5 separate regions of the Mus musculus genome follow, and regions 2, 3, 4 and 5 are each linked to region 1. The links are chromatin loops, found by intact Hi-C in ENCODE. Cell type or tissue: left cerebral cortex. All regions are shown on one strand. Region 1 holds the start of Fam228b (family with sequence similarity 228, member B). Region 2 holds the start of Fkbp1b (FK506 binding protein 1b). Region 3 has its middle 2.8 kb from the start of Gm46332. Region 4 holds the start of Sf3b6 (splicing factor 3B, subunit 6). Region 5 holds the start of Itsn2 (intersectin 2).

Evidence for each region. Hi-C counts contacts between places; a loop is a spot of excess contacts. Peaks named below come from ENCODE experiments on the same cell type or tissue, not always from the same donor. Only the 100,000 strongest peaks of a DNase experiment are listed, where the experiment ranks them.
Region 2: a loop joins it to region 1, with 6 times the contacts of the local background. A loop is called at or near these places in 3 of 42 quality-filtered maps.
Region 3: a loop joins it to region 1, with 4 times the contacts of the local background. A loop is called at or near these places in 12 of 42 quality-filtered maps.
Region 4: it touches region 1 in a loop (2.0-fold over the local background); 6 of 42 quality-filtered maps call a loop at or near these places.
Region 5: a loop joins it to region 1, with 2.9 times the contacts of the local background. A loop is called at or near these places in 4 of 42 quality-filtered maps.

The regions. Positions count from the first base shown.
Region 1 is chr12:4,766,692-4,771,691 of GRCm38, reverse strand. It overlaps Fam228b (family with sequence similarity 228, member B), which reads left to right and starts at 2,458. Exons shown (of 7, transcript NM_175431.5): 1 at 2,458-2,786; 2 at 3,171-3,302. The coding sequence starts at 3,195. It overlaps Pfn4 (profilin family, member 4), which reads right to left and starts at 2,397. Exons shown (of 4, transcript NM_028376.4): 1 at 1,423-2,397. The coding sequence starts at 1,539. In left cerebral cortex, CTCF peaks have their summits at 2,443 and 2,649; DNase peaks (open chromatin) are centred at 652, 2,442 and 2,681; H3K4me3 peaks cover 1,351 bases; H3K27ac peaks cover 1,451 bases.
Region 2 is chr12:4,838,523-4,843,522 of GRCm38, reverse strand. Fkbp1b (FK506 binding protein 1b) reads left to right here and starts at 1,950. Exons shown (of 4, transcript NM_016863.4): 1 at 1,950-2,124. The coding sequence starts at 2,088. Wdcp (WD repeat and coiled coil containing) reads right to left here and starts at 220. Exons shown (of 4, transcript NM_001170858.1): 1 at 72-220. In left cerebral cortex, no CTCF peak of the experiment used is centred here; DNase peaks (open chromatin) are centred at 212, 1,901, 3,368 and 3,776; H3K4me3 peaks cover 2,059 bases; H3K27ac peaks cover 1,214 bases.
Region 3 is chr12:4,569,848-4,574,847 of GRCm38, reverse strand. No RefSeq gene overlaps it. Among named protein-coding and RNA genes, the nearest start is that of Gm46332, 2.8 kb to the right of the region's middle. In left cerebral cortex, a CTCF peak has its summit at 2,780 (motif pointing left); a DNase peak (open chromatin) is centred at 2,752.
Region 4 is chr12:4,814,545-4,819,544 of GRCm38, reverse strand. Sf3b6 (splicing factor 3B, subunit 6) reads right to left here and starts at 1,937. Exons shown (of 4, transcript NM_025323.2): 1 at 1,726-1,937. The coding sequence starts at 1,755. It also overlaps the pseudogene Gm20348. In left cerebral cortex, no CTCF peak of the experiment used is centred here; DNase peaks (open chromatin) are centred at 2,042 and 2,717; H3K4me3 peaks cover 1,988 bases; H3K27ac peaks cover 1,281 bases.
Region 5 is chr12:4,589,371-4,594,370 of GRCm38, reverse strand. Itsn2 (intersectin 2) reads right to left here and starts at 1,363. Exons shown (of 40, transcript NM_001198968.2): 1 at 1,139-1,363. It overlaps Gm3625 (predicted gene 3625), which reads left to right and starts at 640. Exons shown (of 1, transcript NR_169069.1): 1 at 640-4,576. In left cerebral cortex, no CTCF peak of the experiment used is centred here; DNase peaks (open chromatin) are centred at 47, 628, 1,433 and 2,084; H3K4me3 peaks cover 1,953 bases; H3K27ac peaks cover 1,662 bases.

The DNA.
Region 1 (5,000 bases):
CACCACAGAGCCGCCCCTACACATTTTATTTTATAAATGAAACCTAGATTTAAAATGATGTGGATGAGGCTGGAGAGATGATTCAGCATGTAAGACCACTTGTTGCTCTTGCAGAGAACCCAGGTTCAGTTCCCAGTGCCCATCCACATTGTAGGTACCAACTGTCTAGTTCTAGAGACCTGAAACCCTCTTTTGCCCTCTGCAGGCACTGCATACACATGGTGCATGAACATACATGCAGACAAAACACACCCATACACATCAAACACGTCTTTACAGTTATGTATCTGTGTGTGTGTGTGTGTGAGACAAACTTATAAGAGAGGAGGAGGATCTCTTAAGGAATGTGGGAAACAGGATAATGGAATACACATGATAAGAAAACAGAAGAATTAAGGGAGGAAGAGAACCAGCTGAAGCTGGAGAGGGTGGATAGAAGGCCCTTGGGGATGAATGAAAACAAGGTATAGTGTCATATAGGATCAGGATGTGCTTTGCTCTAAGTTACTCTATATTTTGTAAAACAGTGGTTTTTCAGTGTGTCTTGCCCCGAGAGACTCTATTTTGAAGATGGAGGATGACTTCATACCTGGATGGACACAGGAACAGTAGGTCTATCAAGAACCACCCACTCAACCCAGACTGAAAAAATGACTTATTTCTGGGAGTAGAGAGAATGCTGAAATAGCAGAGGCATATGGACATATTAAAATCGTATCAGAAAAAACAGGCCCAAGAAACTACCATATACAACAGAGCAAAGAATGGGTGTGTCTTCCTTACCTGGCTCCCTAAAGAAGCAAACACCTAGCACTGAGATGGTATTAGTTCCTACTGCCCTGGACTTGCCCCATCTATCAGTCTACCAATCTGTCTGGACCCATCTTGGTTCCTTTATTCCTGGAGTTGGTTTCAACTCTGCGGCTTCAGTTTCAAACTTGAGATCTGAAGGAGCCTTAAGTCATCACTACAGCTTCTCCAGACTCTTTCCCGAAGCTCTGGTACTGTTAATTTATCAACAAATATCAAATATCTAATGATATTTCTACCAACTGCCCTGCTTTTCAGAACTTCTGAAAATTCTTGATCTCTGCTGTGGCCTCATAACACTTTATTGCCAATCTGTAACACTGTGTGTGTGTGTGTGTGTGTGTAATCCATGAGTTGATATTAGTAATTAAGATAGCAGAATAAGAATCTGTGCTTACCCGTGAGGTTACCAAAGAAAGCAGGCATATGTATGAAATTGTTGCCACAGAAACTATCGTACTTTGTGAATTTATCATTACTCAATAAATTCTGACATTGTTGAAACATGTTCGGATGTTACATAGCTTACAACACATACATGAAGATAACATATAAAATCCAACACTCTATATGCTAACCTAAAAAATATTTTTAAGAAGCTTTCACCCTTACACTAAATCCTGGTGATGTCACACACAGGGTCTTTTCCTGGAGTTTGATGAGGGCTGCGCTGTCCACGTGTTTCGTCCCCAGCAGGGTATCTAACAGTAAGTTCTGCAAGTGACTCATGCTTCTTCGGCTCTGAACCAGAACCTGCAGCTGAAGACTCCACGAGGGACAATACAAGTGCTTCTTGTGTACGTTCCAGCTTATTATCAGTGTGTGTCCTCTAAAACGGTGGACGAGTGAAAATAGTGGTCCATCATCCAGGGTTCACCAGTACTCAGAGGGGAAGAAAAACTATTATAGAAAAATCAGAATTCACAGAATGGTTTATGAAGGTGAGTTTGAAAAAAAAATCAGAGCCTCAATATTTTTATCTATTTAATGATTTACCTGAGATTTAAAAACAAAGGTCTATGCCTATTATTTTGGGTACTCTAAGGGCAGGAAGGTCACAAGTTCAAGGCCAAAGAGACCCTGTCTTAGAAAAATAAAGATCTGCGAATAAGTCCTCCATTCAATTCTCAGCTCCGCAAAAATGAACAAACAAATAAATAAAAGTAAAATAAAGTAAAAACAAAAAAAAGCAACCAGTTATCCACAAAATCTCAAAACCACTCAAGGTGCACCACCGATTTAAAAAAGATACTCTTTTCATTCCTCCTCCTTGGCCAGCATCAACGCTGTAGACAAGACACCGGTCAACAAACCTGAGCTCTAAGACCACCTTGGAGGCTCTTTAGAGCTACATTTACTGCTCATGTGCTGCCATCTTGGACGGCCCTCAAAGGGTCAACCGCCACAAACACTCTTTTGCCGCAGGTTCCTAGTAAGGCGAACGACTCTCTCCCGCCGCTGCCTTCGGAGGACTAATTGATGGGAGGCCGGTAGCCTAACTGAATCCTGAGTCCTGGAGGCCGGGAACTAAACACAGAGTAGGGGCTACAAGAGGAGACGAGGCTCCGCTAGGGGCGGGCGTAGCACGGATCTGAAAAGCTGATTGGCTGCGATAGCTGCCTGTTAGCGCGAGACAGTTCCACTGCCTCCTTTTCGACTCGCCTCGCTCCCAGGCCAGAGGGCTGCACTGCTCCGTGCTGTTCGGCGAGGTGCGCGCGCGTTCTCGTCTTCCCGCTGGCCGAGGGGCGCGTAGGGGTGGCGCCGCGTCCCAGGAGACAGAGGTCCGAACGCCCGCGCGTTCCGAATCCAAGGTCTCGGGCTGAGGCCGCGGGCTCACTGTGGTGCGGAGAGCCGAAGGGCAGGCCCACCGCCAGAGGGGGCTGAAGGACCTGTGGAAGCCTGCGCGGCAGGACGGCCCGCGCACGCGGTCTGTGTCGGAGCCGGCGAATCGCGAATCGGGGGCCCGGTACTCCCGGGTGAGCGGGCCTGGTACCCTAGATTCATCATGGGCGCAGACCCACAAGTCTTCTTCTCCCTCACATGCAGGCCCCGGGGAGGGCTTTGGATCTCTTGGAGCTTGAAGGTCCCAAATTCCCTTCTTTCTCTAAGTTCATTTGTCAGTAGCTTGAAAGCGGCAACTCATCAGCATTCATGTCATATCAAACCTAGAAAACTGCTGGGAACTAGATTCCTAGCCAGGAGGGCTTCAAGAGAGCCCTGTTTCAAGCCAATTGGAAGGGACACATGGACGGGCAGTTTTCCAAGACTCGTTCCCTAAGTGCCCAAGGTCATGAGTGTTGATTATTAAACCGCGGAGAAAATTACTGTGAATTTTAATTACAAAATAAATGCTATTTTAGCTTTTCTAGGGACTGTGTTACTTGATGACCACAATGAAAAATAGGAGCCAAGATGATATGGTGACGGGCACACTCCCCAAGCTCAAGAGCTCCAAAGAATGGTTGGAACCACAGTCGCTTTCTTTTATGGAGGTACAGTTGTATGACTGTTGAGGTCCTTGCTTAGAGATGTGCCTTGTGCATAAGTTTTATTTTTCTTTCTATTTTACTCTATTGGATAGAACCTATCTATCCCCATTAACTCTACTAACTTTGTTACTTACTTACTTTGCTCTTTAAGAGCTTAAAGTAGAATCATATACCATTGATTATAAATTTTAACAATATAACAAAGCTGATAAAAACCTACTTAAAGCCGGGCGTGGTGGCACACGCCTTTAATCCCAGCACTCGGGAGGCAGAGGCAGGTGGATTTCTGAGTTCAAGGCCAGCCTGGTCTAGAGAGTGAGTTCCAGGACAGCCAGGGTTACACAGGGAAACCCTGTCTCGAAAAACCAACCAACCAACCAAAAACCCCTATTTAAACCTGGATATGTTGTATTTTTCTTCCTAAAGAGTTTTATTAAGGTATAATTGGTGTAAAATAAATACACTTGAAATGCATAACGATAAATTTTAACGTGTGTATGTTCCTGAAGCCAGTTTTACACATCAAGATAACAAATACATTGACTGCTCCCAGTTTTCTCATCAAGTTCTTTTGGAGTACCCCCTCACACTTCCCTCATTTCCTGTAACCATTCTGTCATTATGGTTTTGCTTATTTTAAAAAAATTTTATGCAGTGAAAACTTATGTATTCTTTTTTGGTTTGTTTCTTGTTTGTTTGAGACAGGGTTTTGTTTGTTTGTTTGAGACAGGATTTTGCTGTATAACCCTGGCTGTCCTGGAACTCGCTTTGTAGACCAGGCTGGTCTGAAAAATCAGAGATCTGCCTGCCTCTGCCTCCCGAGTGCCTGGCTCCTATGTATGCTTTTTTTGTTTTTGTTTTTTCGAGACAGGGTTTCTCTGTGTAACCCTGGCTGTCCTGGAACTCACTCTGTAGACCAGGCTGGCCTTGAACTCAGAAATCCACCTGCCTCTGCCTCCCGAGTGCTGGGATTAAAGGCTTGAGCCCCACCGCCTGGCTCAGTTTCCTTTTTAGTCTATTCCCAAGGATATATAACTTCTACCACTCTCTTAATTCCAGAATTTTTTCATCATTCCTAAAAACCAACTATATTCATTGGCAGTCTTCTTTCTTTGCCCTCTAGTTATTGGTAACAGTAATCTACTTTCTAACTCTGTAGATTTGCATATTCTGGACATTTATACAAATGAGACCTATGTAATATGTGATCCTTTGTGACTGGCTTCTTTCATGTGGAATAATGCTTTCAAGGTTCATCCATGTTGTACCATTTGTTACTGCATGGTCTTTTAAATTATACATTGCATGTGGACAGGTGTTCGTGAAGGTCAGAAGGAGGTGTTGGGTTCTGTGGAACTGGGATGGTTTTAAGCTGCCTGATGAATGTACTGCAAACTGAACTCGCACCTGGAAGAGCAGGAAGTCTTAACCACTCACTGGGTCAAATAACTCTATACATAACTTTTTGGGAAACCAACAAATAGATTCCCCACAGCAGCTGTGCCATTTCACTATAAAGTCCCAGCAATGTATGATGGCTCTAATTTCTCCACTACTTGAAGTTTATTGGATTTCTTGTATCTGTTGGCTTACAGGTTCCAAAATGCCCTCCTTTCAGGTATTCTTTCCTTCCCTCCCTTGGCACCCCCACTTTTGTCTCTCGGACAAGGTCTCTGTGTTGTCTCTGCTGTCCTCAAATTC
Region 2 (5,000 bases), 72 kb before region 1:
ACTTCTCCCCACGCCTACATCCCTGGGCCTGAAGTGCCACCCACTTCACACACACACACACAACGAAATACCTTAGTCTTCTGCCTCCCCGTCCCACACGTAAAATCCCGGGGCCGCTCACGTCACAGGACCGGGAATCAGAAGTCCCGGGCACCTAACGGAAGCCTCGGCCTTTGGACCTCGGAGATGCCTCTAGACTATTGGCTATTGAGTGCGTCACGTTAGCGGCGGGTCCTTCCGATGGCCATTAAGCGCGGGCTTTGCCGCAAGTGTTTCTGGGAGTTGTAGTTCCCGCGAAATCACCGCCCGAAAATCTTCACAATACACCTCAAGTGCTTCAACCTCTTTTCCCACGCAGGTCTCAACTGTTCTCTTAGAAGTGGTTGGCAAGAGCCGGGCGTGGTGGCACACGCCTTTAATCCCAGCACTTGGGAGGCAGAGGCAGGCAGATTTCTGAGTTCTAGGCCAGCCTGGTCTACAGAGTGAGTTCCAGGACAGCCAGGGCTATACAGAGAAAAAAAAAATTGGTTGGCAAGAGGGAATCGGAATTCTACAGTCAACATGTGTAAAAAGTTAGTGTTTAGTTTAGAGGGGAGTCAAGAACTCCACATTTAAAAATCCCATAAAATATCACTCCCAAAATGTAAATACATCCGTTTACCTGAAGCCAGCCTCGTAGGCCTGCCCAAGTAGCAGATCTGTTCTACCCCGATCTCAAAGTACCTGCCCAAGGCCATAACCAGTAGGGGGGTGAGGGTCAGGGTTGGAGGGTGGGGTGTCTTAAGCTTTTTTGTTTGTTTGTTTGCCTTAAGCCCTGACGACTCTAGGGCACACACACGGGTTTTTTTCTGATCCTAACGTGCACAGTACCGTAAACCAGCTTTTCTGAGCACCAACTTTAGTCCTTGTATCCTGGCAAGCTAGTATCTGCGAGCTAGCCACTTGGAAGAGTGGAGATGGAGAAACTGAGGAAAATGCGTCAAGTTCCAGTTCTGGGCCTTTGAATAAATAGGTCCTTCTCCCATACTCACCTCCCATTGGCTCTTGTCAGAAACAAATTCAGATCTGTGCAACGGGTGTAGAAAAGATGGGGGTGGGGGGCATTTCTTAAAGTCTCCTTCAGCCTTCAAGCAAATGTTTTCTCCTCCCAATGTATCTTCCTAGGGGCCATGGACGTAACCTCTGTTAGCTTAGCGTGAGTGAACAGGCCCTGGCTTCCCTGGATTCAAGTCCCAGGACCAAGGAAGCGGAATTCGGATTGGGGAAGGACAAAAGTATCTTTTTAGATCCTGGTTTGGTTTGGGTAGAGGTAAAAGAATTCATTCATTCCTTCTATAGCATTCACCATTCAGGCTGTCGCTGTATCTTCAGCACAGAGCTGATCCTCCTTTAATTCAGTTGGAATCCCCAGGGAGCAGTCCTTTACCTTGAAAGGTGAGACCTCCAATACATATACCTGCTGTAAAACTTTGAGGAATGATGAATGTGGTCTTAAGGTGGTTGAGGAAAATTCGTCAATAATTGGTTTCTTCCCTTCGCCGGCTCTGCTCCAATAGATTCGGGAAGCCTAACCCGGGTAGGTATCAGTCTCGGGTGCTTCCGTTTTACTCTGAACCCCACGGCACTGAGCACACGTATTTAAAGAGTTAGTTTAATTACCGACTTTCTCCTAGTCTGTAGGATTGAGTGGACTCCCTGGGGCTTTGCACCCTGTAGGTGCTAAATAAATATACACTGAGTGGATAGATGTGTGGATGTGCTAGTGCCGGCACGCCTCGCTCACCCTGCCTCCCCTTTCAGCCAGTGGGTTAATGGTGGTTAGTCTGGCCAGGATCCGGAGCAGCCACGTCAGGGTCGCTTCCCTCGGGCTCCGCCCCGGCCGACCCCACCTTGTCGCACAGCTCCACCCCGCCGCCCCCTTCCCGGCGGCCCCTCCCCGCGCAGGTCCTGACTCCAGCCGCACCTCCTCCGGCTCTGCAGTGGCGGCAAGAAGGCGAGCGGGAGTGCCTGCGGGGTCCGCGCCAGAGCGGAGCCGGGGTCGGGGCAGCCGCGAGGACCCCCTTGGAGGCGGGGCCTGTGGGACCGTGATGGGCGTGGAGATCGAGACCATCTCCCCAGGAGACGGTACCGGGCGGCTGGGCCCGGGAGGAGGAGGGGTCCCGGGGCGGAGTCCGCGGGCTGGGATCTGATTCCGAGGTGGCTCCGGGGACCTGAAGCGGGGAGAGGGTCAAAGATGCGGGCGACAGGAGGAGACCTCCTTCCCCGATTCTTGTGGGTTTCAGAGGACAACGCACCATCCCATTCTGCGCCCGCTCACCTTGGGGAGTGAAGGCGGCCACCTTAGGGCAAGGGGGTTATGTCCAGCCACTGTCCTAGGCTGCGGCTGCTATCTCCTGAGCTGCAACCTCTCGATTAACCGCTGCTACTGACTTCCCAGGTTTGAATTTCTGTTCCGTTTTTCCTGTTCGGTTCCAGGGATGATCTCGCTTTGGGGGTTCCTGCTGTACAGAGAAACCCCTCCTATTGCACCACACCTCCCCGCCCCTCTTGTCTGGAGGCCCCCAGGGCTGGGCAGTGGTTAGTTGTGGAGAGAGCCAATTTGGGAGCCTGCCACTCCTTTGGCTGCTTCTGCTTCCTATTTCACCCTCCCGGTCCTACTCACCCTTCCTGGTCATCTGCCCTCTACCATGCCCTCCTCAGTCAAAACCCAGCCTTCGGACCTGCTGCTTGATCCTCCTGGGGGGTCCATGGTGCCGGGTCAGCCAGGTCAAAACAACTCGCGTTCCATAATTTGGTTCATCGCCCCACCCCACCCCCTCCTCCCAGTCTATCTATCTCTGGGTTCCCTGTCTCACCAAGTTTCCTCAACTATTTAGAAAACTGGGTGTATTCAACATATTCAAGGAGTAGCTATTTCTTAAGCAAAATTTAATCCAGACCAAAAGCCACCCCCAAGGTCCAGAGTGTTTAACAAGCAAACTTGCTGTTGGATATTATTGGCATGCTCCTTCGCAGGGAGTTAAAGGGCTTCTTGGTTACAAACCGAGGGCTTCCTGGAAGTACCCGATACTGCCCAGATCACTCCTTGCAGATACACGTTTCTTCCCAGGCCTTGTCACCCACACAGCCTCTGAGCTGTCTCCCCATCTTCGTTCTCCCCGCCTTCCATTTGACTTCCGTTCTCAGTCCCCTCATTTTTCTCACAGGTCCCCTAAAATGCAGAGCTTTAAGGGCCCCTCCCTCAGGAAGAAAATCATTAAAAGACTCTTCCCCCTACTTCTGCAAGCAGCTGCCCTCTTGGTGATTGCTAGGGCGGGAGGGATCCACACTGGCACTTCCTCTTTCGATACTTACTATCCATGCATCCACAACCAACTTCACCAAGCCACTTGTGAGTTGTTAAACAAACCACTCATTTAGCAGATATTTATGGAACGTGTACACTGTGTGCTGGACCTAGGGTTACAGGATGGAACCAATGGGCTCTCACTGTGACTGGACTCTAGGACCCTAAGGATTTGTGTGTTTCCTGGTGGAACCCTTGTGCTTGCTAGGCACCTGCTGTACATGAGCTACATCCCAACTCTGGATTCCAGGTTTCGAGCATGTCTTACAACTAATTCTATTTCCCAGGTCCCTTTACTTCTCCAGACAGACGCCCACCCATCTTTTAACAGCCAATTTAACTGTTTTCTGTGGGGCTTTCTCTGGCTTCCTTTGGTAGGCTCCTACAGTCCACTAACCGCTGACTGTGTTGTTATGTTCCCAAGCTCCTAATCCAGTCTCATAGCTTTCTATTCCACCCAGTTTGTTTATCCAGGGTTGGCTCTGCATCTGCCTCTGTGCAGTAAAAACTTGCATGTCTAATGGGCAGCTCAAGATTGCCACCCTCACAAATCTGTTCCTTTCCAGTTTTCTCATCTCTCAGAACAGCTCTACCACCTTCCGGTTACCCAAACCCTAATCCTTTCCCACCATTCAATGGTGAGATGGGGAGTGGGCTCCTTCCTCTCATCCACTTGCATGCCCTTGTCAGCCCTGCTTCCAAAACGTATCTCTAATCTATTTCACTCTCTTCTCTGCTAATTCATGCAACCATTGATTTCTTGTCTAGACTATAGCAACAGATGTCTAACCATCCATCCCACACTCGGGAGCTAGAGTGATCTTATAAAATCTTAATTCAGATTAGGTCATTTCCATGCTTTTAAACCCATCAGTGGTTTCCAATTGCATTTAGTATGGGACCCATCTCTGCACGCTGCGTGGTGCATCACTGTCATGTTCCTCTCCTCCATCTCACCCTCTTCCTTCCTATTCTGAAAGTGCACCAATCTTTTCCTGCTTCATGGTCTTTTGAGTTGGTTCCTTCTTAAGCAGCAGCTCAAACCTCATCTTCTTCAAAATGCCTTCCTGGCTCACCCTTTCTGAAATTGCCAGCTCTCTGTGTCTCTCTGAAATTCATCAGTGTTCATTTTCTTTAAAGGATTTATCACCATCTGTAATGATCATATTTATGTGAGCATTGTCTCCTTCCATTAGAATGTAAACCAGAGAAATGGCTCAGTGGCTAAGAGCTCTAGCTATGCATGAAGACTTGAGCCTGAATCTCCTCACTCATCCAAAAAAGCTAGGTGTGACATACACACACACACACCCCACTCCATTGCACCCCACATGACCATCCCATGTACACAAAAGAAAGAAGGTAGACCCTAGAAGAGCAGGGCTCCTGTCTTTATTGTTCTCCGATGTATCTCTGATATGAGGGCACAGGCCTGGTCATTATTGATTTCTTGTTAATGATATTCATCTTTGATGTAATCATGACTCTATAGCAATCTGAGATTTAGGTTTGTGCTTCTCTTCTTCACGGGTTCATATATTACTCTCTGTCTCTGGTCATCTGACACACAGTAGGCTATTCATGATTCTGGTCTAGCACGTAGTAGGCTATTCCTGAACACTTGTAAAATAGATGAAAGTAAGGGAGTAATTTT
Region 3 (5,000 bases), 200 kb after region 1:
ATGAGGAGGTGCACTACACCACTTAATGAATTGTCTAATCCATTCAAGCAGAAGTCTGGGAAGTATGTGTAAAATTGATTTTAGAGGTATGGAATAATGGTGGAAGGAAGATGAAACTAGATCAGTCTGAGTTTATTGACATGTGCCCAGTAAGTGGAGATTCTAGGTTCAGTATAGAAGCTCCTACAGTGTTTTTTTTAAAGAGTTGTTAAAAGTTTGTTTGAAAGGGTTGCCTGAAACATTTGTCAAAAGATGGCCTACTAAAAAGAAGTTGGAAGTGCCTGATATCCCTTTGCTTGGTGTTGATGAAGGGATTCTAAGGCTGAGGGAAATTTCAATGGTAGAGTGGGTACCTTGTGTAAAACCTAAACCTCCACAATGGGAAGGCCTCCACACCCTTCACTAATTTTACAAGATGCAAAATGGCGAGAGGGGCACCAGCACATCTGAAGAGCTCTGTTGTCCTTGCCGTCTGCTTATGCCAGACCTTAGGGTTGGAGATGCTGCTGCTCAATTGGATGAATTAAGTGCAAAGGGTAGCAGGGGCCAGGAGGCAGCGCTGAATCACCAAAGATCAGGTACCTTATTACAGTGGCAGCACAGGCAGTGTGGTTTTAATGGTGGCATGACTCACAGACCTTTGGTACTGGCTAATTAGTCATGACGGTTCCAGGCTTGAAATAGAAGATTGAAATCTTTATTTTAAAAAGTGACTTTGGAAGTTCTTTTGATAAGTTCAGTGCATATCACTGGGGAATGGGCTATAAAACATTGCTATGATTTCATTTTAAGTTTAAAGTGTATCTTTGTAACATGATAGGAAAGGTTTTGAAGGTTCACCTTTAGACCTCATTTAAATTTCTGATTCTACCTTTCCAGCAGTTTTGTCTTAGACAAGTTATTTCACCTTTTTGAGACTTTCTCATTCTTAAAGGAGCCTTCAGTTCCTTGGGTAACAGGACTGTTCTACCCGTACACTGAGAGGGAATGTACCCACAGGGCAGTCCTGTAGGTATTTCAGGTTTAATTTGTTTGTGACCCATTCTAGGGAGTCTTACTAAATTTGGGCATGTAATTAAATTTATTTCATAGGTCTATAATAATACACCAAAGAGTCAATTTTTAAACACATACTTTCTAAATCAGAATATGTGTGGATGTCCATGTTTATTTTACACTTTACAACTACCTCCAAATTTATAATGATTTAATGTGGGATTTTTCTGCTTTGATTATTTTTTGTATATATTGGTGCTTGTATAAAATTAATATATGTATATTTCACACAGAAACCCAGTATAAATCCAACACATATGTACATAATGAAATAAAGAAGCTATTCTTCTATGTATTAAATAAATAAATAAATAAATGGTATAATAGCCATAAACATTCAACAGAAAGTGTACTTCAAGTTTTCTCAGGCTAGATATGTGCAGTGTGGTACCACCTCACAATCCTGGGTGTCAGAAGGGAGCCAGCCACACAAGGACAAGCAGACATTATTCTAGAGTGTGCTGTGTTTCTAAACTACGATGTTTGGAAGCTTAATCATGTTAAATACATTTTTGACATGACATAGCCCCATTGTAAATTCGGGAATGCTTGTATCATCTAGGTTGTCATCTATAAAAGAAAGTTTGGATCCTGGAACCCTGAATATTTATTTCAACTTTAAGCAGGATTTCAATGGTTAAGGTCTGTATAGAGAGGTCCTTTGCCCTCAGGGATACACTTTCATTATATTCTGAGGAAAAACAGTCAATAGAACCAAAGGGAAAGAACACTTTCTCCTTCGGCCCTAGCAGGACTGTGTCCCTCACCAAATTTTAGTTAGAGCCCTTTGCCCCTTCTAAAGTGGGTCTTGACCTTTGTTAGGCCTGACTACCCCAGGTTAGCAGGAATCTTACTAAGTCAGTTTTATCTGAACCAATTCTTTATCCTCCAGCCTTGTGTTTAAGGCCTTACCTTCCTTCAGTAAGAGTCCTATCAAATCCCTTTAGTACAATAGCAACCAAAATCTCGGTATGGTGGTACACACCAGAGGCTGACAGACACAGAGCACTGTGAGCTTGAGGCCACCCTGCTCCACAAAGTAAGTTACAGGACAGCCAGAGCTAATTAGAGATAGATAGACCCCTGTTTCTAACGCACCTACCCCACCCCACAAAATAACTCCCTGTCTTTTCTTAGTGATTCTTCAACTTTTCTATCCCTTCCTTCTCAGAGGCTGCCCATACGTACCTGTCCTTACTGTGTTAAAAGTTAAGATGGGGGCTGGTGAGATGGCTCAGTGGGTAAGAGCACCCGACTGCTCTTCCGAAGGTCCGGAGTTCAAATCCCAGCAACCACATGGTGGCTCACAACCATCTGTAACAAGATCTGATGCCCTCTTCTGGAGTGTCTGAAGACAGCTACAGTGTACTTACATATAATAAATAAATCTTAAAAAAAAAAAGAAAAGTTAAGATGGATTACTTCACCCACTGCAAGACAACTTCGTGGTAGTCCTTCAGAATATAATTTACCTAGTTTTAAAACAAGTGACAGATTTTTTTTTTCCTTTAAGAATCCTTAACAAATCCAATCCAGGTAACCACAGAAGACAGTTGGAAAGGACATTACACAGCTAAGCAAATGCGTTTTACTGCTTAGCGCCTTCCATTCTTAGCAATAAAACCTTCTGTGTGTCCTTGACCTGTACAGGGCACCTCCCTATCTGTCCCCACCCACACTGCAGAGCAGGAGTGTTTGTGTAAGCCAATCCTTGTACTCCCCCTACAGGTCAGAACAAACAGAACCAACTGTGTGTGGCTCCTTGTTGCTGTTTAAACTGGCATTTCCTTTTTTTTTTTTTTTTTGTCTTCAGGACGCTTAGCAGAGGATTCGAACTGTCTTTGAGCAGCTGTTTTCTCAGTTCTTGCTTACATGGGCAGTCAAGACCGTTTTGAACTATCCTTTGCTGTTAGACCCAGGGAGACTCCAGTGAGCTCCAACAGAATATTCTGTCAAGTAAAAAGAAAAACAAAGAACCAAGTGGTTCTCCAAGTGTGTTCAGTGTACCACCTGCAGAAAATATCCTGCCGAGTTTGTCTGAATTGAAGATGTCTGCCCAACAACCTTGGGAGTGATACAATTCTTACACATATTACGGTATGAGAACTACTTGAAGACATTATTCCAAACCATACCTCATTTAAAACTATGCAGGGCAATGCTGTAATCAAACCTAAGAGACAGGATTTTATCCACAATAAGCCCAGTACACCTGCCAGTCTTTCTCCCTGACCATAAACCTAACACCCTTCTCTGTTCAACCTAGATCCATGAATATGATTTTAATATCTGCCTCCCTTCTCTGCCTTATTTTATCCTATCTATATGTTACCCTCAAATTGGTTGATTGAGATAATGTCAGTCTCTTACTGAGTCTGGGAAATCAATGAAAATAGTTCCTTTAAGGAAAAAAACAAGGTTTATGCAGAGCATGGTGGTACCTTTGATCCCAGTGCTCAGGAGGCAGACGGATGCAGACCTCAGAGTTCAAGACGAGCTTGGTTTACAGAGACGTTCTAGGACAGACAGTACTACACAGAGAAACCCTGCTTCAGACAAAAACAAAACAAACAAACAAATATTTATTATTATTATTATTATTATTATTATTATTATTGTTATTATTATTATTATTATTATTATTTTACATGTATGAGTGTTTTGCCTGCATGTATGTCTGTGTACCACATGTGAGCAGTGTCCACAGAGATCAGAGTGTCAGGTCCCCTGGAACTGGAAATGGTGTTTAGCTGCCATGTGGGTGCTAGGAATAGAAACTAGGTCACCTGGAAGACCAGCTACTACTCTTAACTATTGAGCCATTTCTCTCACCCTAATACTCCCTTCTTTAAAAGTATGTAAAATTAAACCAACTGTACACAAACACCACCACATAAATATCTATGTATAATTTCTCTTTGGAATTATGTTTAAACTGCCCATTCAAAGACCTCATTCCCAAACCTTTGGTAGATTTTGACTGGCATGAGAGATTTATATTTTACCAAACATTTCAGCTTGGTGATTCTGATCTAGACGACCAGGAGATTTTGCTGGTCTTTGTGCTGTTTAAGGTAGGGTCCCATGTAGCCCAGGTTGACTTTGGGTCCCAGGTAGCCCAGGTTGGCTTTGAGCTCAGGAATGAGCTGGAATTCTGATCCTCCCACTTCTGCTTCTGCTGCAATTACAAGGCTGTGTCACCAAGCCCAGGCTCAGGGGGTGAGGATGGAACCCAGGGCTTGGTACACATCAGACAAATGCTCTACCAAGTAAGTGCCATTCCAAATCTCTTTGATGGCATCTTAATAAATGCTGTCCTATATGCCAGACTTTTCCAACCAGAATAATGCGTATAGAATGCTGTACAACCAAGCCCACACAGAACTTACAAATTGTAAGTCTTTGACGTTAATCTGAAGAGAGACAATAGAGTAAGACCTGTATATAAGTGGCACAGTGGTCATAATTTCACACTTTTTTCTTGCTGTTGTTGTTTTTTTTAATTTATTCTTCTTTTCTATATTATATCCTGATCACAATTTCCCCTCCCTCCTCTCCTCCCAACACCCCCTACTACCTCTCACCTCCTCTTGCCACCTCCCAAGCCTCCCATAGATCCATTCCTTTTCCCTTCAGAAAAGAGCAGACCTCCAGGGATATCAACCAAACATGGCATGACAGGTTACACTAAGACTATTGTATGAGCACATACCCTCATAATAGGCTAGATGAGGGAATTTAGTAGGAGGAAAAGAGTTCCTAAAGCAGGCAAAGGAGTCAGAAATAGCCCCACTCTTACTGTTAGGAGTCCCACAAGAACATTAAGCTACGCAACCATAACATATGCAGAGGACCTAGGTAAGATCTGTACAGATTTCCTGATTGCCAATTCAATTTCTGTGAGCCTCTATGAGCCCTGGTTAATTGATTATGTGGGCTGTGTT
Region 4 (5,000 bases), 48 kb before region 1:
CTTTGCTACTACAGTCAATTACATACCAGACAAAACATTTTCTTTCTTTCTTTCTTTTTTTTTTTTTTTGGTTTTATGAGGCAGGGTGTCTCTGTGTAGCCCTGGCTGTTCTGGAACTCACTCTGTAGACCAGGCTGGCCTCGAACTCAGAAATCCGCCTGCCTTTGCCTCCCGAGTGCTGGGATAAAAGACATGCGCCGCCACCACCATGCCCAGCTCAGACAAAACATTTTCAGTAATCACTTATTAAACCAACACGGCTTTTGGTATGAAGCTAAGCATTATATGAATGAAAGGATAAGATATTTGCCCTCAGGCTGGTGAGCTGGCCCTCGCCAGCAAGCCTGGTGAGCTGTCAATCCCTGGAATCCACATGGAGAGAACCGACTCCCACAAATTGTCGTCTGGCCTCTACATGTGCACATACAATAATAAACAAACATGAAAGTAAAAACGCTTATCCCTACCTTCAAATGAGTAGTGGTGATAATTAGACAGACTATAAAAGTTTAAGATTTCCAGGTCAAGTTTGATAATCAACAACTGCCACACAAATATATTTCTCCAGTAAATCTGCTTTTTCACTGTGTAAAACACTGTGTATGTCTCTCTCTTCTCTCCTAAAACTTCACCATCATCATCCCCTGTAAAATTTGAAAAGGCTCTATACTCTTCTCAGCCAACATAGGATATGACCCGGGGCTCCACACTTCTTGAAGAAAACAGATATGATCAAATGGTAACTATATATTCCTATTGTAAACTTTATCCATCTATGTCCATCCAACCATTTTTTTCTTCTATTGGTGTACCAACCACTCCCCTCTTTACTTATTTTTGGTTGTCATGGTTTGAGGTGCTGGGAGTCAAATCCAGACTCACGCCCACTAGGCAATCACTGAGCCACATTCCAGTTTTACTCTGGAATCTTACATATCAGGTCTCTACCATTATGTTGGCTCACTCTCGTTGGTCTATAAAAAGCACTGTAGGTATCTTTAAAACAATTCAATTTCTCTATTAATAAGAAAAATCATAGAATCAGCTCTACAGTTTTGTCCTAACTCCTACCATCTTTTTATTTTACAGGAACTAAGTTTTCATTCACTGAAATGATTCACATAATCGCGGTTGCCCAAAATCTTCATCAGGATATCCAATGGTCAATTATGTGTCTTTGTTTTGGTGTGATTCTAAGTTTTAACCACTTCTTAATTTCCTGAAAGATGTTTTTTTTTTTCCTTAAAGGTTTTGGTAACACTCACTGACAACAGTAGAACATAAGCCCGACTAGTCCTTTACACAGTAGTGTTGAATAAACCCAACTGATGAATTGCTTCCCGTTTGTAAGACAAGAGACAAAGCAGGTGCTTACATAATATTAATAGAGGATTCCCAAAGTTCTACATTCGAGAAAAATCCCAGGCTCCAGCTGGCAAGGAACCAAATAGTTACTCCGTATGTCTTTTTGGACTCAGAAGAGCCTAACGCCTGGTCCTAGGCGTTACGAGGTCACTGATGCCAGGGGGCTCTCAATAGGGGTGGGGCGAAAAGTCGCTCAAAGAACACACCCCTGAGGACGAGCCCAGGACAGAACCTCCTTTGACAGAACTGATAACAAGCTTCCCCAACTATGGGCGGAGGGACAAAAAACGCTCCCCAGGCACGCAGCAACAGTCAAGCAACAACATCGCTTCCCTGTCACGCAGAAAGCGGGGTACTCACATTCGCCCTCTTAGCCGCTTGCATCGCCATCTTGGCGGGCTGATGTAGGTTACCGTAAGATCCCTCTGGATATTTCTAAACCTGATCGCCTTCGTGGGCGACACGGCGTCAGATACAGAGTATTTACAGCCAGGTAGCGCCGGAAGCTTTTACAGCAATGCCGGAAAGTCCGCGTCTCAAATTAGGACGCGTTTACTTCCTAGAAAAGATGCTCCAAGTCACACTACAGAGAACGCATTCTCAAGCCGGAAAGCGAACTAGCAAGCTCCAGAACGCTTCCGGATTGCGGACCGGAAGGGGCGGGGCGAATGCCAAGGGAAGGGAGGTGTTCCGCTTGAGGGGGTGTGGCTTAAGGAGCGAGGGGCGGGGTCCATGAGAGAGATCAGACCCAGAGCCTGCGATTTAGCGCGCCCAGGTCTCGGAGAGGAACCCGGCTCGCCAGCGCTTCCAACAGAGGTCCCAATCTGAACTTTGCTCGGAAGGCCGATCCCGGGGCCCTGGGCCTCAGGTCGCGCTTCACCTGACCGTCGAACTCCCTCACCCGGTTCCCGCGGCCCCTGTCCACGCAAACAGAGCACACAACCCGTCACATGCATCTTTTTATTTCCTTAGACCAGCTTTACAGGACATGGGAAGAGAGGCCACTTCCGAGTTTGCTCGGAGGTCCTCCTTCACTAGGGCAGCTCCAAGACGATTTTGCCCGCGCTCCTGTTAGCCCCCACATATTAGCCACTTGAATATAAGTTGCCGGGTAGACTCTATCAAGAACCAGCAGCAGACGTTGGGGGCTGTTTGCAGAGAAAGGCAGAATCTGCTCCGTGGAGGTTTTCACCGGCGTTTGTACTAAGGAAAAGATTATCAGCCTGAAGAAAGGCCTTAACCCTGTTATTCTCCATCCTGCCTAGCCCTAATGTTTTGAGTATCTAAAACAGCACACCCTTTCACTTCCCATCAGGAAAGAGCATGCTTTCAAATGTGCACCCTCATTCTGTACCAGGTAAGACTGAAGGCTGCAGTAAAATACTAGTGCAAGTGACAGACTTACATAGCTTAACACAAAAGGAATGCTGAAGCCTTATCGCTGCGAAACTGATGGGATATACTCCCAAAGCTGGCTCCTTCTATGATGCTACAGAGGATTTTAGGAACATAAACCTGTCGAAGGTCCAAGCTTACATAGGCTTTTTTGGTATACTGAGAAGAGGTCTACCCTGAAAACAAAGCCGTGGGCCTATGTGAAGACTTAATACTGTGGCCATGTTTTTGCTCATTCTGATAGAAACATATAAATATGAAGTATAGAAATACGTGGGAGGGTTTAGAGAATTAATTATCTGAACACAGTTACCAATTGGTACACAAGGTAGCAGACTTATTTATAGGCTCCCTAAAGCAAGCTGTTTGTACAAAGGCAGTTTTCTGGGTGACAATCCTACTTTCTTTCACTTACCACCCACCTCATTATCCCTAGATCGAGCAAACTAGTGATCCGACTACCTCATTTAAAAAGTAGTTTTAAAGGCTGGGCGTGGTGGCGCACGCCTTTAATCCCAGCACTCTGGAGGCAGAGGCAGGCAGATTTCTGAGTTCAAGGCCAGCCTGGTCTACAAAGTGAGTTCCAGGATAACCAGGGCTATACCGAGAAACTCTGTCTCAAAAAACAAACAAACAAAAAAACCCAAACAAACAAAGAAGTAGTTTTAAAAACAGGGCCCACTAAAACTAACAACAGCTCCTACTATTAAGCCACAGAGAGCCCAGCAACCATCAAGAGCTGGGCAGTTGACATTCTTCTCCTAATAGGATCAGCACCTTCCAAAGGAGAGAGATTGGTAGTCATGTTAAACGCAAGCATTGGTACTCATAAGGTTTCAAGGTATATCTCTGGACATGTGAGTAAAGATAAACATAGGTGTGGCTGTGCGTGCCTATAACCCCAGCACGTGGAGTTTGAAGCAGGGAAAGCTCGAGCTTAAGGCTAGCCTGGGCTACCTATTGAGGCCTTGCCTGAAAATAACAAATCACTACAAGCGCAGGAGGCAAGTACGGTTGGACCTGAAGCACTGGCCATAGAAAGACTGTAGTGAGTGGAATTATAATAGCATGTGTTACATCGTGCATAGAAAGACTGTAGTGAGTGGAATTATAATAGCATGTGTTACATCGTGCATAGAAAGACTGTAGTGAGTGGAATTATAATAGCATGTGTTACATCGTGCATAGAAAGACTGTAGTGAGTGGAATTATAATAGCATGTGTTACATCGTGCATAGAAAGACTGTAGTGAGTGGAATTATAATAGCATGTGTTACTTTGTGCATCTCCTACCTGAGTCCCTGTTCCCCACCTTATCACAGAGGTGGGAATAACTACACCAACACCTGGTATTTTGTCTCATCCCCCCCCCCCCCAATAAATCCATTCCCACGGCAGCCAGGCATGGGTAAGAGTGGAAAAGAGGAAGTCCTGTTCCAGACCCAGAGCAGACTGATCGTCCACATCTAACTTAGCGGGTCTGTGTAGTGAAAACTTTGGTCTCTTTGACAATCACAGACATATTATGGGAATATGTTTTCATTTTCATCCAGGTGAGGCCTATGGGCTGCTTTAGATTGTCCACAGCCGCTGACTAGGACTGGCCTTGTGCTCCTGCGGGGGTGGGATTTGTCAGCTGCAGGCAGTTTCTGAGACCACATGATGTTTAGAATTCTGGGGACTCCTCCTTCAAAGGGAAATGTAAATGCTAGGGCCCTGAGAGGCAGGTGAGTTGTTGGTTTATCATGGCTTAAGTAGTTGTGCACAAAGAAGAAACAAGAGGAAATTAGGTATCCTGAATGGGAAGATTAAACTTGCCCCAAGGAGAGCAATGGCCCTAACCAGCAGGAAGTAGTCAACCTATGACTCTGTCCCCCTTCCTCTCTATCCTTGTTTCTCCCCTATCTAGCATTAGGGGGTTGAAAGGGTAGAAGAAAAGGAATGGAGAAGGGTAGAAAAAAGAGAACCCACAAAGTAGCAAATGCCACTCCAGGTCTGCAGGGGCTGTCAGCTTTGTTCTCATCTCTCCCTTTCTACTCACAAGGAAAATGGAAAAAGATGAATGGGGGAAAAAAAAGACAGATTTGTGCTAAAATGTAGCTCAGTTGGTATAGTGTCTGCCTACCATGCATGAAGCCTTGGCTTTTTGTGATGGTTTGTATATACTTGGCCCAGGGAGTGGCACTATTAGGAGGTGTGGCCTTTGAGAGTAAGTGTGTCATTGTGGGCATAGGCGTAAG
Region 5 (5,000 bases), 180 kb after region 1:
CTGAATTTTGCAGGCCTCCCATCAACTTGTATAAATGTTGTAGGCCATGTTTCTAGATTGCTTTTAGGTTTTAGCACTGGATGACAATACAGCAAACCGTGAAAGGGAAGTTAGCAATTTCTCAAAGGCTTAAGCACCTAGTTTGGCCTCCAGTCTGTACTACCTAAACTAAGCTAACAACACAAAATTCCAAGTGACACCTTGCGTCCCCTGAGGAAGTAGGAAACGCCGTGAAACAGACAAGAAGCACGGAGTACGGCAGTAATTTCTGTGTCAACTTGAATTCCTATTGTAAAGTAGCTGGGTCTATCCAAAATGTTCCTGTTCGTTATGAATGCAAGTTTCAAATGAGTGTATTTGCCACGGACAATCACTGAATAACACAGAGCATGACCAATACCTGCAAACAGTGTCTTTCAGCAGAATGAAACTTGCAGCCTCGGTTTACCTACTCACTATGCACTTGTAGGTGCCTCTTCTCCCTTAAATAAGCAGTGAACTTTGGCTACAGAGACTCCTCGCTGTGCTTCCTATATATACCCTAGAAATGCATAATGCAGAAGTCAGCGCTTAACAGTTCTCAACTTTAGCTGTTATAACGCGAGCAGTGGACGCCAAGCATCCGCCCACTGTCCTCTCGTGACTCCGGCTACTTTGACGCACCGGGATGCGGCTCACCTGACACTCTGCAGCAACCCTGACCAAGGAGGAAAAAGAAAAGAAAGGAAGAAAGAAAGAAAAGAAAAGTCAACTAAGCCAAAATAAAATAGGTCCCCAAGGCAACGCGCACCCAGCCCAGATGCCCCTAAGGAAAGCCCGGAACCCGGTCGCCACCAGCGATAGGCGGAGGCCGTCACCTGCCAAGCGAGGCCGCGGCAAGGGGCCCGGGCTTCCCGGCCTCTGAGAGGAGCGGCCCGCCCGCCCCGCGGCGGAGGCAGGAACCCCGGGGCCGGAGGTTTCCGCCCGGCACGGCCGTCCTCGGCCGGGGCCTAGGGCGGGGGCCGCACGCGCTTCCGAGGACTGAACCCGGCGGTGCGCGGCGCGCAGCCCCCTCTGCCCGGCCCGTGGAACCCCGGGGGCGGCGGCGGCCGCACCTGCCCCGCGCCCCTCGGCCGCGCCGACGGGCGGCTTCACCCACCTGGCGCCTCGCGCACGTCCCGGCGCGACCCCGCGCGCTCCTCGACACCGGCGCGTGGGCGCGGCCAAGCTCCGGGAAGACCCTGCCGTGCCGCGGCCGCCGCCGCCGGGTCAGTCGTCAGGCCGGCCGCAGCGAACCTGTTGCGCAGCCTGTCACGGCTGCTGGGCTCTCAGCCGGCGCCGCCTCAGCCCCACAACAACATGGCGGCCGCGGCCTCCGCAGGAAGCCGGGGGGCGGGGAGGCGAGCGACGGGCGGGCAGTGACGGCCCGCCCGCCTAGCCGCGGGACACCTACTCCTCACCGTGGGGAGCGTGACACTGCGTGGCGCTCCTCCTCGCCCCCGGAACCGTGGAAGGCGTGGGCCGAAATGCTTCTCCTCCCGCCAGGTCCCGAAGCTCCGCGGCTGACAGCCCTTCCAGGAGCTGCCAAGACCCCCCACCTGGCTCCTCCTCTTCGAGGTGACTTGCCGGGGACTGGGTGGGACATTTCCTGCCACAGGACCCTAAGGTTTTGGAAAGGGCCAAGAGATGTCCAGGACATCCCCGTTGGACCACACATGGAGCTTGCTGTCTCTCAAGCTGGAACCTTCTTATTCACTGAAGGTCTCTTCGTTAACATGTGAGCAAGCCTTTCCTGAGAATGGGGAAGTTAGAGGTGCAAAGGAGTTGCCTCCACCTTTGCTGCAGATCCTTCTCAAGGACTCTCCTTAAAGGATTTTACCACACCCAAGAGTTAGCTGTCCATTCACCATCACACACACACACACACACACAGAGAGAGAGAGAGAGAGAGAGAAAGAGAGAGAGACAGAGACACAGAGACAGAGACAGAGACAGAGACTGAGAAAAAGCATCCCTCTGTTCACACACAAGAGCAAGCTCATGACAGACAGGAAGACCGTCCCGGACTTTTCTGCTTGCAGAAGCTAAACATCCTTACCCATCTAATAGGAGAAACTCATACTTAGAACTTATTTCTATTCTGTGGTTTCCTCACTCAAATCACCATTCTTTATCTGCTGTTTGACAGAGGCAACAGCACCCCCTGGACAAAAAAAAAGCTTTCTTAAGGTTGAGGATGAGGAAATGATGGTCCCTAATGGGCAAAATGGGAGTGTAAGGTTTCCATGGAAGGAAGTGTACTGAGATGCAAAACTCATAACGTAAACTGGTGCGTGCCTGTAACCCCTGCACACAGAGAACGAGTCGCATCAGTCTGACTGCTGAGAAGGATTGTGAATTTGAGGTCAGTCTAGGCTATATAAAAATTGTTTTTTAAAAATCCCATAAATAAATGGATGTTTTCAAACATTAGTATCCCTATGATTTCAATTGAAATGTGAGAGATATGTGTAGATCAGATGACCCCAGGCTTCACTGACCCCTGTTGGGGCTGATGCAGATAGAAAGTCTGACTTGAAAGAGATTGCGGAGATGCTCAGGGCCAACTGAACTGGACAACCAACTCTTAGGAGGAATTTAGCAAACATTGATGGTGATAAACAGGGTTTTCTTGCTCTCACGGTGTTTTCTTAACTCTTCAATTAGCCCTTGGCTTGCATTTTGGTGTTCGGGACTTGGTAACATTCACCTTGCCTTCTTTCTGTTGAGGTTGCTGGATCCTTGAGAGGAGGGCGGTGGGACGCAGGTGCATTTAAAGGCCTCCCTTGAAGAAACTGCAGAGCTATCAGAAATTGGAGTTCTGTATGTCTGCCTGCAGTATCCCAAACACTAAGTCAACAACTTGGGATTTTTTTTGTTTGGTTTTAGGGTTTTTTTTTGGGGGGGGGGGATGGTCTCTCTGTATAGCCTTGGCTGTCTTAGAACTCTCTTTGTAGACCAGGCTGGCCTCAGAGTCACAGTGATCTGCCTGCCTTTGTCTCCCAAGTGCTGATAATTCCAGTTTCTATTCAGAACTTGAGATCAATCTATCCTGTCACAATGTAGAGTATGAGGGCCTCCTCTAGCCTAGCTTCTCTTATACATACATATGCGATTCTGGAATAAATCTGGACTTACTTAGTGGATATAAGTAATGAGGGAAGAAAAGAAATGAAGGATTCTCAGATTGCTGGGCAGGCCTTGCTAACAGTAGTTCTTTCTGTTCAGCAAGCTAAATGGAATTTTGGAGGCTGGCAAACACAGAAGCAACCCAAGAAATGTTCTTGCTGCCTTTAGATCTTTCTTTCCCTACTTATGCAAAAACAGTCCTTTTTGTCGTTTTTGATTTTTGTTTTTAGGCTTGCAAAACCCTTCTTCTCTCCTTGTGTCTTCTTTAGCCAAATACCAGAGCACTCAGTGTCCAGCAAAAACTTCAGCACCTGAAATAGTCAGTCATTTCTCTCCACCCAGAATTCTCGTCATCCTCAGTCTTTAGGAATTTATGATTCAGGTAGGTGATGTAGCAACCCTCCCAGTTCATTCCTCCATTCATGGGCTGGTCTTGAAACTCTACCTGTGAATTCCCTCAGAATTTCCCAGATCTGACTGTCATTTGTTTACCTCTAGCATGGACTGTAGATGAATAACAAGCCCTACCTAATTCAGAGACGTTCTGTCAATTCCCTAAAAGATTAGTAGTTGGTGTAGCGTGAAAAGCTTAGGGAGCAGGGAAGTAAACTATGCATATCATATTTCTCCCTTTCTGCCAAATCTAGGATAGGCTCTTAGGCCATTACTATAAACCAAGGTTTTACCATGGGGACCCCTAACCACAAGCTCTTTTCCTTTCATGCTCCTTCCAGCCTTATAGATCCTGTTTTTAAAGACCCCATTCTTCATCCAAAAACCTCCCAGCCTGTCTTCAAAAGAAGACTATGATGGTAAGGACAGGCTAGAATAGACAGAAGGAAAATATGCAGATTTCAACCATAGTGTAAGGTAAATATTATATAGGAAACTGTGTGAACCAGGGGCTTGTCTTTTACATAAGACCTTTACCACTAATAGACTGCCTATGGCAATGCTATGTATAACCTTAGTTTTAAATAAATAATTTATAAGGAAATTAAGAGGCTATGGCCAACAGAAACCATACTGATTTGTCCAGATATTTGTTACTTCTGGTATTCTTCATTCTTTCCTAAGGACCAGAGTTTCCATTTATAATTCCCTTTAAGTAACTTTCTTTAGTGTTTAAAGCTATAGTGCAGGTCTATTTGCTACAAATTTTTATATTTTATATGAAAACGTAGATGTTACTTGCTTTCATATTTGCATGTAGATTTACATCCATGGATGTAAAAGAATGGGTTGAAATAAATGAGGTGGCTCAGTGAATAAAAGCACCCACTGCCACTCCTGATGACTTGAGTTTGCTCTCTGGGTCTCGAGGATGGAAGGAGAAAATCAACCTGCAAGTTCTCCTGTAACTCCCACCTCTACAGCCCTGTGCCCTGTATAATAACAAGTACATGCTAAATAAAATGTAAAACTCTAAGCTGCCACTCCCCTCCTTCTCACTGAATATTTAACTGTTTGGTATCCTCATTAAATATGTGCCAACAGTGTAACTGTGCTCCACTGCAGAGCACCAAAGCCCTGCTCTGCCACCCCCACCCCCCCATGCCCAGGACATCTGAGGACATGAGTACTGGGAAAATGGACCTGTTTAAAGTCATTTTTGGGGTTTTTGTTTGCTTGTTTGTTTTTTTGTCTTTCTTTGGTAGGAGCTTGCTCATGTCCCCTGTTAGCTAAGGCATCTATTTTAGTGGCTTATAAGAAAAAAATGGAACCTAGGCATTTCTCCTATATTCTCTCTCTTCCGAGAAATGGATAAAAGGTGAAGTTTTCCCTTTCTCAGTTCCTTTTTCCTTTCAAAACTTAGAATGAACTACTGACAATAGTGATTAAGGCTTGAAGAT